Regions from separate parts of the Homo sapiens genome. Here region 1 is linked to region 2. The links are chromatin loops, found by intact Hi-C in ENCODE. Cell type or tissue: Calu3. All regions are shown on one strand. Each heading gives the region's core, and the rest is flanking DNA. Links, peaks and the distances in the headings are about the cores only.

Evidence for each region. Peaks named below come from ENCODE experiments on the same cell type or tissue, not always from the same donor. Only the 100,000 strongest peaks of a DNase experiment are listed, where the experiment ranks them.
Region 1: it touches region 2 in a loop (2.3-fold over the local background); 4 of 110 quality-filtered maps call a loop at or near these places.

The regions. Positions count from the first base shown.
Region 1 is chr3:123,815,785-123,821,164 of GRCh38, forward strand. All of the region lies in intron 3 of MYLK (myosin light chain kinase), which reads right to left. Among named protein-coding and RNA genes, the nearest start is that of MYLK, 66 kb to the right of the region's middle. In Calu3, for the core only: no CTCF peak of the experiment used is centred there; a DNase peak (open chromatin) is centred at 3,227.
Region 2 is chr3:123,752,797-123,758,176 of GRCh38, forward strand. The region is part of intron 4 of MYLK (myosin light chain kinase); the gene reads right to left. Among named protein-coding and RNA genes, the nearest start is that of MYLK-AS2, 66 kb to the left of the region's middle. In Calu3, for the core only: no CTCF peak of the experiment used is centred there; DNase peaks (open chromatin) are centred at 2,455 and 4,665.

The DNA.
Region 1 (5,380 bases), core at 303-5,302, 63 kb after region 2:
TCCTTCAAACTTTTTAGAAATTCATGTGTTCTTTCATTTATTTGTAAAAATGTAAATGGCTTTGTTTAATTAGAAGTTTGTTCATTCATCACGTTTTTGAGAGCTTACTACCTGCCAGGTGCTATAATAGTCCCTGGAGACATAGCAGTGAACAAAACAGATGAAGCTTCCCCTGCTCAGCCCAGCTCAGATTCTGCAGATCAAGGCCTTGTCTCCCCAGCTGCAATGCCTATGAGCAGGACCTGGGTTTGTACATCTTTGGATCTGCACACAGTAAGTTCTTAATACACACTTGCTGAGGACAGAGTTTTATAATGATATCAACACTTCCTGGGAGGATGGTGGGAGCACTGGTGTGCACATCAGTATGCATTGATGGCATACATCCTATGGGTCTCCCATATGTATGTATGGCATATGTATGCATGCATGGAAGCATGAAGTAGGCGCTGAAGTCAGCCAGCTCTGGCACCACACTGCCTGGCTTCCAGCCCCAGCTCTGCTGCAAGACCTTCAGCAAAGTTCTTGGACCTCTTTCAGCTCATGTCCTCCCTATAATGGGGGGAAGATGGTAACAACACTTGTCTCAGAGGTCATGAGGACTGAAGTCCTCAACACAGTGCTGGTTCCCTGGAAGCCCTCCTTAAATGTGGCCTGTTGCAGCTATAACCATAGCACCAATTGGGTGCTAAATGAACCAGCTATTAGGCGACAGAGTCAACATTAAACCAAGAGAAAACTTCCACACTCCAGGGAACCAACCTGAAATTGAAGATGTATTTCACTGGTTGGCCAGAAAAGTTAATAACATAAGACAGAAATTTTCATTTGTACATAAAAGAGAGGGAAAAAAAACTAGACAGACTTTCTCCTCCTTCTCCAAATATGCCAATAATAGAAATATGGCACAATGCCCCTGCCAAATCCAGGTTTCTGTAATGATGGGCACGTGCCAGAACTCAACCACAAACAGCCAGGCTGAGTTGGGGGGAGCAGAATTTGGGAATAAACACACACAGATCGGGGACTTTCCTGAAGTATGGACATTCCACAGACAGATCATTTCCGGTGCCACAGAAAGCTTCGGAATTTAAGAAGTCTGAAGGAGGGTGCAGTAGGGTGGGAAACAGAGCATGGGCCACAGCCAGCAGAAGGACAAAGGCCCAAGTTTGTAGAGGCTGCTGTTAGCACTGAGATTTAAGTGGAATGCTGTGCAGATTTAATATCAGTGGCGCAGATAAAATAATGTCAGCAGATTGGGTAATTAAAGCTTCTTGGCTCACTTCCTCACTCTCTCACTTTCTGGAAGGATGTTCAGAGGGAAAAGAGATGGGTGCAATAAACCAAGAATTCCTCAGGGTTATGAGGATATTTTTAGTTTCTCCTGACATCTAGGATAGCAGAGATATTATTTCAGGATCAGATCTTGACTATGCCCTTTACACTGGGCTAAGCATCACTCTTTAAAACCCTTTGATGAAAATGAGATTCTTTTAAAGATGTCCACAGAGTAATTAAGACAAGACTACTTCTGGGGAGTCTTTAGCCCCTAGCAGAGGCCATTTCTAGCAGAGTGGAACATATACTGTGAAGCCAGTTGCCACCACTCCTGTTTCTTACCATCTCCCCAAATTCCTTTCCCTACCTGCCCAGGGTTCCCCTCTGGGCCTGCATCTGGATCAGATCTGCTCAGCCCAGGCCTACAGCTACACCAGGGGAGTTGTCAGGGGGCCGTAGCAAGGTCATCACAGAGCAGCACTGGCCCAACCACCTGTTCCCACTTGCTTTTTAAAGCTTGGGCTACTTGACAAGGAAAGAGTGAATCACAGAACCACAGAATCTTATTCTGTCCCAAACTGGGCAACAGTGGGCCTCATGTGTGCAACGAGATTTGCCAGGGTATAGCTGAGCCATGAGGCTGGTGATTACAGGCTGATAGCGGGTAAGGAACCAAAAATAGGGCAGGCCTGAGAGTGCGAGGAGCTGCAGAACTAACTCCTCCAGATCCTTAGGGTGGTCCTGGATTCTCAAGAGGTAAGGCACCCTCCTCACACATGCAGAAACCATCTCTGTGCATGTCCAACAGACCTGAGGCCTGAGGCTCCAAGAAGGGACAGGGGGCATGGCAGGGGAAGGAGTTCAGGTCACTGTTAGCAGGGTCAGCTCTCTTAGGAAAGGTCTAGAGAACCTCATTAGGGCCATCCTCTTCCATTGCCCAGCTCCTATAGCAGAGGGGTTTATTGTGGGGACCTTGACAGAGCCCAGACAGCACATCTTTGAAAGGTAACCACTGAGTTACCACTCTCACAGGTAGTCCATTCCCTTATGATGTCAGGGGGCACTGTATTATTCAAGAAATGATTTTTGCTGAGCCATGATATGCCTCCCCGTAAATGGACCCAATTCTGCCTCCTGCAGTCACACAGAGTGAACTCTCCTCTTCTATAAGACATGCCTACAAATGTTTGAAGACAGGCATCACTTATCCTTTATCATTCTGCAGATTAAACACAATCAGTCCCACTTCAACTATTTCTACTTGGCAGTTTTCAAATACATCCACTTCCTCTGGGCACACATTAGTTTGACTATGACCCTCTTGCTATGACTCTGAGGAATGAAGAAAGAACACAACCACAGGGAACCTGTAATCCCAGCACTTTGGGAGGCCAAGGCAAGTCGACCACTTGAGCCCAGGAGGTCGAGACAAGCCTGGACAACACGGCAAACCACAACTCTACAAAAAAACACAAAAATTAACTGGGAATGGTGGTGCATGCCTGTGGTCTCAGCCACTCAAGGGGCTGAGGCAGGAGGATTGCTTGAGTCCAGAAGGCAGAGGTTGTAGTGAGCAGAGATGGCACCTCTGCACTCCAGCCTGAGCGACAGAGCCAGACCCTCTCTCAAAAACAAAAACAAAAACCCACAACTCGCAACCACACAGTGGTTAAATGTGCAGATTTGAATCTCAGTTCTGTCACCCACTGTGCCTTAGTTTCCTCAGCAGCACCTGATAATCTTAGTTGTGGTGAATTAAATCAACAATTCATGGAGAGCTCTTAGAACTGTGCTTGGCACCTGATAAGCATCTAATTAAGTTTTAGCTACTTCTTAGCACAATGCTTACATTATAAGAAGTACATAATACATACACAAGTCCTCCACCTAGATATTCCAGTTCCCTGACTCACCAGCTTCCTTACCGATAAAACAACAACAGTACCACCCTGGGCAAGGCTGCTTTGAAACTTTGATGAGGCAAGAAATGAGAAGTCTCCTGGTCAGTGCTTGGTGCATGACAAGGATGAAATAAACATTAGCTTCCTTTCCTTTTTATTGATGCAACAGTTGGGAGACCATTCTTCATGTCTCTCACAGTTTTGCACATCTTGCAAGCAGAGGCACTGACTGCCTTTGTTCCCGACTATCTTTTCAAGAAGATTTGCATAGCAAACAGCCTTCAAAGAGAGAGTTTCCCTCAGGATGGAGCAAAGTGCAGGCACACTTACTGTTCATTACAGAGCTCTCAAGTTCCCTAGGCTCAGGAATTCTCTCCACTGTGTGTGCAGGTATCACCTGGCTCTCTTGGTGTCAACCTGTGGGGGTTGGAGCTCAAAGAACCAGTACAGGAAAATGATGATGTTCTGATTACTGTTACTGTTGTGAATCATAAAGTCCCTTATCTCTACCCCATGAGTCTCATCTTCTGCCAGCAGGTATGAAACTGTGGCAGGTTAACTCCTTAACTTGAAAGTATATGAAATCTAAGACCCTTCACAGCTATTAGCAAAAGCCTATAGAAAAGATAGTGGCAAAATAAACTCCTTTCCCATAGTCTTTATCTTAAAATGTCATCTACCCCTTCACATCCTAGCAACGTTTAGCTGACTTTTTAAAATTTTTAAGTAAAGAATGTTTCCTTATTTTCTTATTATTCCTGTTGATTTTCATCTTCTGGATTGTAATTCAAATTTCTGTTCATTTGAGATATTTCTAAGCCTCCTTTTTTTTTTTTTTTTTTTTTTGCAGGGGGCATTCTTTTGAAGACTCCTCTTTTTAAGTTCCTTTGTCTGAGATGCACAGACCATCATCTCTCCTTACATCCCATTCATTCCTCCCACCAAAACAGGTGCACCACCCTCCTTCTAAATCTAGTCTCTTAACTGTAGCATCAGACACCAGGTCTGTACTGAATAAAACTTACGGAGAGCTTCTAACTTCATTCAATTTGTTGGCAAGAGAACTGAAAGTTCTACCAGCATCCTAGGGTGCTCTTCTCCTCTCCCTTCATCCTTCACTGAGAGCACAGAGCAGGGCTCTCATGCTAACAACCCTGCCTGTAAAAGGTGGGGATGCATGACCTGAGGGTGTGACTCAGGCAAAGGCCAGCAGGACACCAGCTGTTGTAGTTGGGCAGAACAGGTAAGAACAGAAATCTGAGAAATCTGGCCTAGAACAGCTGACTAACCCACATCAAGCCAGGATCTAAGAACATGGTTGTATGAATGGGAGCAGGGAAGTACAGATACTGCCAGACTCACCTCAGGCACTAAGAAAAGGAGGGAACACAGTTAAGGATAAGGTTATGGAAATGCCTAATATAATTTCTACTCACCTCAGGCAGCTAAGTGGAAAGCTGGTAGATACAGAAGCAGTCATGGCTCCACGTCTTTTTCAGATACCCTAAATTAATGGGACATGATCTTCACTCCTGCCTCCTACCACTACTTCCACTGCCACTCATTTTTAGATCGAGGATTTGTGTGCATGATAAAGTCTAGCTTGCAGATACCCATGGACTATTCAGCTAAGCTACCAGTGATTGATTTCCTTCCTTCCTTCCTTCCTTCCTTCCTTCCCTCCTTCCTTCCTTCCTTCCCTCCTTCCTTCCTTCCTTCCTTCCCTCCTTCCTTCCTTCCTTCCTTCTTTCCTCTCTCTCTCTTTTATTCTTTTCTTTCTGACGAAGTCTGACTCTGTTGCCCAGGCTGGAATGCAGTAGTGCAATCTCGGCTCACTGCAACCTCTGCCTCCCAGGTTCAGGCAATTCTCCTGTCTCAGTTCCCCAAGTAGCTGGGATTACGAGTGTGCACCACCACACCTGGCTATTCTTTTTTTTGTATATTTAGTAGGGACAGGATTTCACCATGTTAACCAGGCTGGTGTCGAACTCCCGACCTCAAGTGATCCACCCACCTCGGTCTCCCAAAGTGCTGGGATTACAGGCGTGAGCCACCACGCCCGGCTGAGCTAACAGTGATTTTCAAAGTTTTCTCTCTTGCTTTCTATAATTACCCTCCCTCCCCACTACAAAATTGGTATATCTAAGTCTCAGCAACTGGTATGAAATTATAACTAATGATTCTTTTAAAAATAAATAAAA
Region 2 (5,380 bases), core at 149-5,148:
TTTAGAATCATCCAGGGGAGCTTTAAAAAAACACTAGTGCCCAGGTCCCACCTTAGACCAATTAGATTAGAATCCCAGGGGGCCAGGACTGAGTACGGGGATTCTAGACCAGTGCTTCTCACTCCAACATGCTAATAAATCACTTGGTGATCCTGTTAAAATGCATATCCTGCTTCTACAGGTCCGGGCTGGGGCCTGAGATTCTGCAGTTGGGACAAGCTCACAGATGCTACTGATGCTGCTGGTCCCTGGAACTCACCTTGAGTAGCAAGGTTCAGGACCTGCACTGCCCAGCACGGTAGCCACTGGCCACAGGTAGCGATGGAGCACTCAAAATGTGGCCAGTGAGACTGAGTTGCACTGTAAGTGTGCATTACACACTGGGTTTCGAAGACAATACAAAAAAGGGCAAAATATCTCAATAATTAAAAATATGGATTAGATGTTGAAAAGTAGTATTTTTGATATGTTGAATTAAATGTATTCAGATTAATTTCAGTTGTTTCTACTTTTTAATGTGGCTACTAGAAAAGTTACAATTACATCCAGGCCTTGTGACAGTCCTATGGGGTAGTGCTGCTCTAGACCACTTGCCTTTCTCTAACTGTAGTTAGCAGCTGACATTTGCTGAGTGCTAAGGGTTCAGCACTTCTCTAAGTACTTGGCTCATCTGAGTTTCCTTTTTTTTTTTTTTTTTGAGATGGAGTCTTGCTCTGTTGCCCAGGCTGGAGTACAGTGGTGCAATCATCTGAGTTTCATAGCAACCCAGTCAGAGAGAAGACATCTCTCAAAAGAGGGGAAAATGCAGAGATAAATTCAAAGAAAAGAATTCACTTTGAGTTTTAAAGAAAGGAAGTCCCCCAAGGGCCTTCAAACACTTGAAACTCAGTAGGCTCTTCAGAATTAACTCATCTTTGGAGGATTAGGGTTCAGAATGGCTCACTAATGCACAGCCAAGGACCCAGAATTGGGGATTTTAGCACTGGAAAGTAGAAGGCATCATAGGAGCTTCCTGAGAACAAAGTTGTTTGCATTACAAAACAGTGGTAGCAATAGTTTTATCCATGTATTCACTTCAAGGAAAGAGAGAATGGATACGGATGAAGCAAAATCAAAATTCACTGAATGACCCCCAAATTGCATTTACAAAGAAAGGCTTCACTGATCTGTAGCAATAATCCTACTCACACCCCCTGCAAGGTCACAGAGTGATGCTATATTGGCGCATGTGCACACAGGCCTGGGCATCCAAATACAGTCTCTTCCCTAAGCATACTAAGCGAGGAAAGAGCTATGCTAAAAAGCGCCGGTCGTTGTCTTTGGACTGTGCTCAGTTTTCTTCCCAGGTGCTCAGCCCCTAGCCCACCCTTAGACCAGAGTCTCTGTAACCAGGATGCAGATTTCTTCCTAAGGAAGGAAGCCTTGAATAACAGGGAAAACTCCCAAAGTGAACAATCCCTCTTTGATTATTCCATATAGTCACCCCTCAGTGCCAGTTTGTGAATCTCACAAGACTGCCTTTCTGTCCCCACTAATTTGTGGTCAAGCTTCAGTGAAAAAGAAACAACAATAAAACTCCAAATCAATATGGTCCATCTTATTTACAATGTCTGGAAACAAAAATATATCCCTTTCCTATCAAAATCTAAACTATACTCATGACAGAGATTGAGTACTTTGGAGGAAATGCTGAGACTCTGGAGTGGATTCCCCAAAAGCCATGTGAACAATGCCTGAAGCCATTGTAGCCTCACCAAAACAAGTGTTCCAGAACTTAGGCTGACAGTGTTGAAGGAGACCGCATCCATTGGGATGCACAGGGTCTCACAGCCACTGTAATATAAAATGGTGTGTTAACAGCTGTTGTCTCTGGGTGGTTAGGATTGTGAGTCTCCTCCTTTCTTTTTAGTTAACTATTAGTTTCTGAGAGTTCTGCAATAGTACACCTGGCCTTTGCAAAACAGAAAAAAGAATTTTACTTAAAAAATGCATTTCTTTTATATTAGTGTGCTGTATAATGAATGTATATAGCACATTCATTAATTTGTTGAGGGCCTCAAGGAATTTAAATCTAGTAGCGGAAATAAAAGAGCCATGCAAATAAATGTTATGCATGTTTAAAGGTGACAGATGTCATGCGCCCATATAAAATCATGTCATCTTGTGGCCCTAAAGGCAGAAACGTTCATGCATGGGAACATCAGACAACAATTACACTGTTAAAGTATTCTTCTCGTGTGAAACCCTTTCCTACAGAAGGTGGCCCCTCAGGACTCTGCTCATACAGTGAATCTGCAAACCATCATTGTCTTCTCCTGCACTCCATTAGGCAGGGCTGGTCTACCCAGGCTTCTATCAGCTTCAGAGAATGGGAGTGCCAAGCACTGCAACTAGGAGGAGGTAAATCATTAACTGCGCCAAAGGCGTCCTGGCATTCCATTAGCAAGCATACTGGCCCCCTGCAGCAGGGCCAGCTCTGGTGGCTCACTGGGCTCTGGGGCATCAATGATTAACTGGGGACATTGCAAACGTTCCAGACCTCAGGGACACAATCCTTCTGTCTCTTTCTCTTTTCCTCTCACTTTCTACACATACCCCAAGCTTACCTCTGAAATGCCCTCTTAAAATAAATATTTAGGGATTTGAAAATATGCTGAAACTGGCATCACTTAAGAAAGTTGCAGTTCACTATGATACTTTTATAGCACATTGGACCTGAAGCAAAGGCAGGAATTTTTGTGACCTTGTTCAGTTCCAAGGTCTGAATGATTTGAAACTTTAATACTTGCCCTCCCAATATGGAAAATCAATCCGTTTTTACTGTCTGCCACTACCCTGGACCTCTGGGTGGTGAAGGAATAAGCCTGGGTTCACATCCTTGGGATGCATGACAACAGCCCTGCCCTCCCAGGTTGCCTTATCTGCTGTCATCACTGGCCTTCCACCAAGAAGTCATAGCTGGGATTTTTACAGTCAGGATCTTCATCAAGAGCCAGTAAAAACTCTTTGGTCCTGTAGTTTTCAGAGGGCTGCCATGTATAGACTCTTACTTGACTCTTGCAGCTATGACGGAGATGTCTTTGGTTTGGATACCCAGAAGCAGAACCTCAGATAGGGCTTCAGAGACCCCTTCCTGCAAGTCCTCACCAACACTCACAGCAGCTGGGAATGGGCCTAATGAAGGTATACGGGTAGGGCACCAACAATGTCCACAACAGCTCACAAAGCCAGTCGTTTTACTGGGCCCATGTAGCCTAGAAAAGAGGCCTGGAGAAGTAGATGGTTTGCCATGATCTCACATGGCAGCTTAAATGGCAGATTGGAGACCATAATTTTGGTTTCCAGGTTGAGTGGTTGTCTCCATGCCTCATCGTAAATTCATGTTTTTGGTGAGGTAAGTTCTGTAGAACCAAAAGTATTCATAAGCGTCTATCTCCAAGAGACCCTAAATCCCTTATAGGTTAAAGCAATATCTGCTCCCCACTTTTGGAAAGTGTCAAATGGTTCACCAAGGTTATAATCACACCATAAGCAAGTCTTGGGCTATTCCCTTGTTTTCGTAATAGGACAGGATTGGTGCCTGCCAGGTGTGTACCTAAGACACCCCTAGGAGAGTCAGTGTGGTACAGAGAGGCTAGTATGCAAGCCAAGGCCTGCACACTCTGGGCCTGGCTTGGTGTCCTAGCTTTCTTGGGTTGTAATTCCTTCCTTGTATTAAGGAGGAAATTGCTTTTGGTATCTAAGGTTCCTCCCATCTCTGAAGTATTATGGTTTTAAATGGTGACCCACTTAGCTTCTTAGGGAAGATTCTTTCCTTTCCCCTGCATTCTCCTCTGGGTCCAACCCACAGCCTTAGTACCCTCTAATCCTCCATATGAGAAAACCAAGTAACCACAGAAGAAATGCTCACAAACATGAATAGACAGCCCTGAGTTTTCACCACAATGAGTTTTGGAAATGGCACCAAAGAGGGTCACTCTAAGGAGAGAATCGCATTCTTGACACAGTAACCACATTTAATTGGAGGTTGTATTCTTGAACAAAAGCCCGGTATCAAATAAATCAAGGGTATAACCAACAACTTGTCATAAAAATAAAGATATAGTCACCATAACCCCTATAATAATTTTAAATAGTAAAACTGTGCTCCAGCTTCATAAAATGTCCTCAAAAACCTTTATGGCCTCAAAAGGCCTTTAAAAGGAATGAGGGCTCATTCTGTGCTTGCTGAAGGTTGAGGAGAAAGCTGAGCTGCAGGCAGGCAGTCGCTTGGCCACTGCATTCTACCTGCCTGTCTCACTTGAGAGGCAGTTTCCAGAACCTGGTGCTGCCTTGAGATTTACTTAATGACTAAAAGCAAAACATCTGTTAGAGCACTAAACATTTTGGTTTTTCTCTAACATATATCAAGGGCTTTCAACTTATCCTCAGTTGCTTAGGACGGGCTACCATAGCCTGTGCTCAGAGCAGGGGCAAATTCTTTGTCCCTATAGGTCCTCCAAGACTCAAAGCAACATATCCATCTTCTCCAAGCTTGGTGAGTAGCAGAAAGGGGGTGATTGTGCTGATTCTGCAGATCTGCCGCATGTCTTTTTTGTCTGGCAGGGCCTGGCGCAATGCACACACTACAAACCCACACAGCTGCAGGGCACAGCTGCGGTGGCCCAACCGCAGATAGGTCACATGAGCAGGAAGAAGGAACTGAGGCTCTGCCCACATCAGGGATGGAGGAAGACCAGGAAGGAGAGAAAGCAGGATTGAGCTGAGGCCAGGGAGAAAACAGACTGCCCAGCAGGACACTGGGGATTGGGAAGATGCACCAAGAAGATATGAGCAGTGAGCTGAAGAATCTTTAGGGCTGGGAACAACAGACCCGAGGGGTTGCCACTGAGTATTTACTTGATTGTTAAGTAACTGAAGGGATGCTGGGAAAGGCTGGGCCTGGAGGAGGGGACATTAAGGAATTCTTCTAGATGGACATCTCCCCTAAGCTGACAAAGCCTCATTCTGCAACACTGTCTATGTATTCATGATTGTTGCCTGCCTGCCTGTAACACATTACTGTGAACTTCTTACCCTGTTACAAGTGTTGTTTCTCCTATGATAAAAGACTAGAAGAGGACTGGTGATTAAAAACTGAAAAATAGTAGGAAATAAAACCAATGGTGCTGAGGGATTAGCTGAAGAAGAATCAATCTTCTTCTGCCCCATCTCCAAGTATAAGCTCACTCAGATAATAAATGGACGTGGTTGCACAAAAAAAAAAAAGAAGGAAAACATTAACACCCCAAACAAATCAGACCACAGAAAATGTCTATAAAACTTACCTCATGGGTATGTTATGAGGGTGAAGAGTGAAGGGTGAGCCAGGGGCATGGCA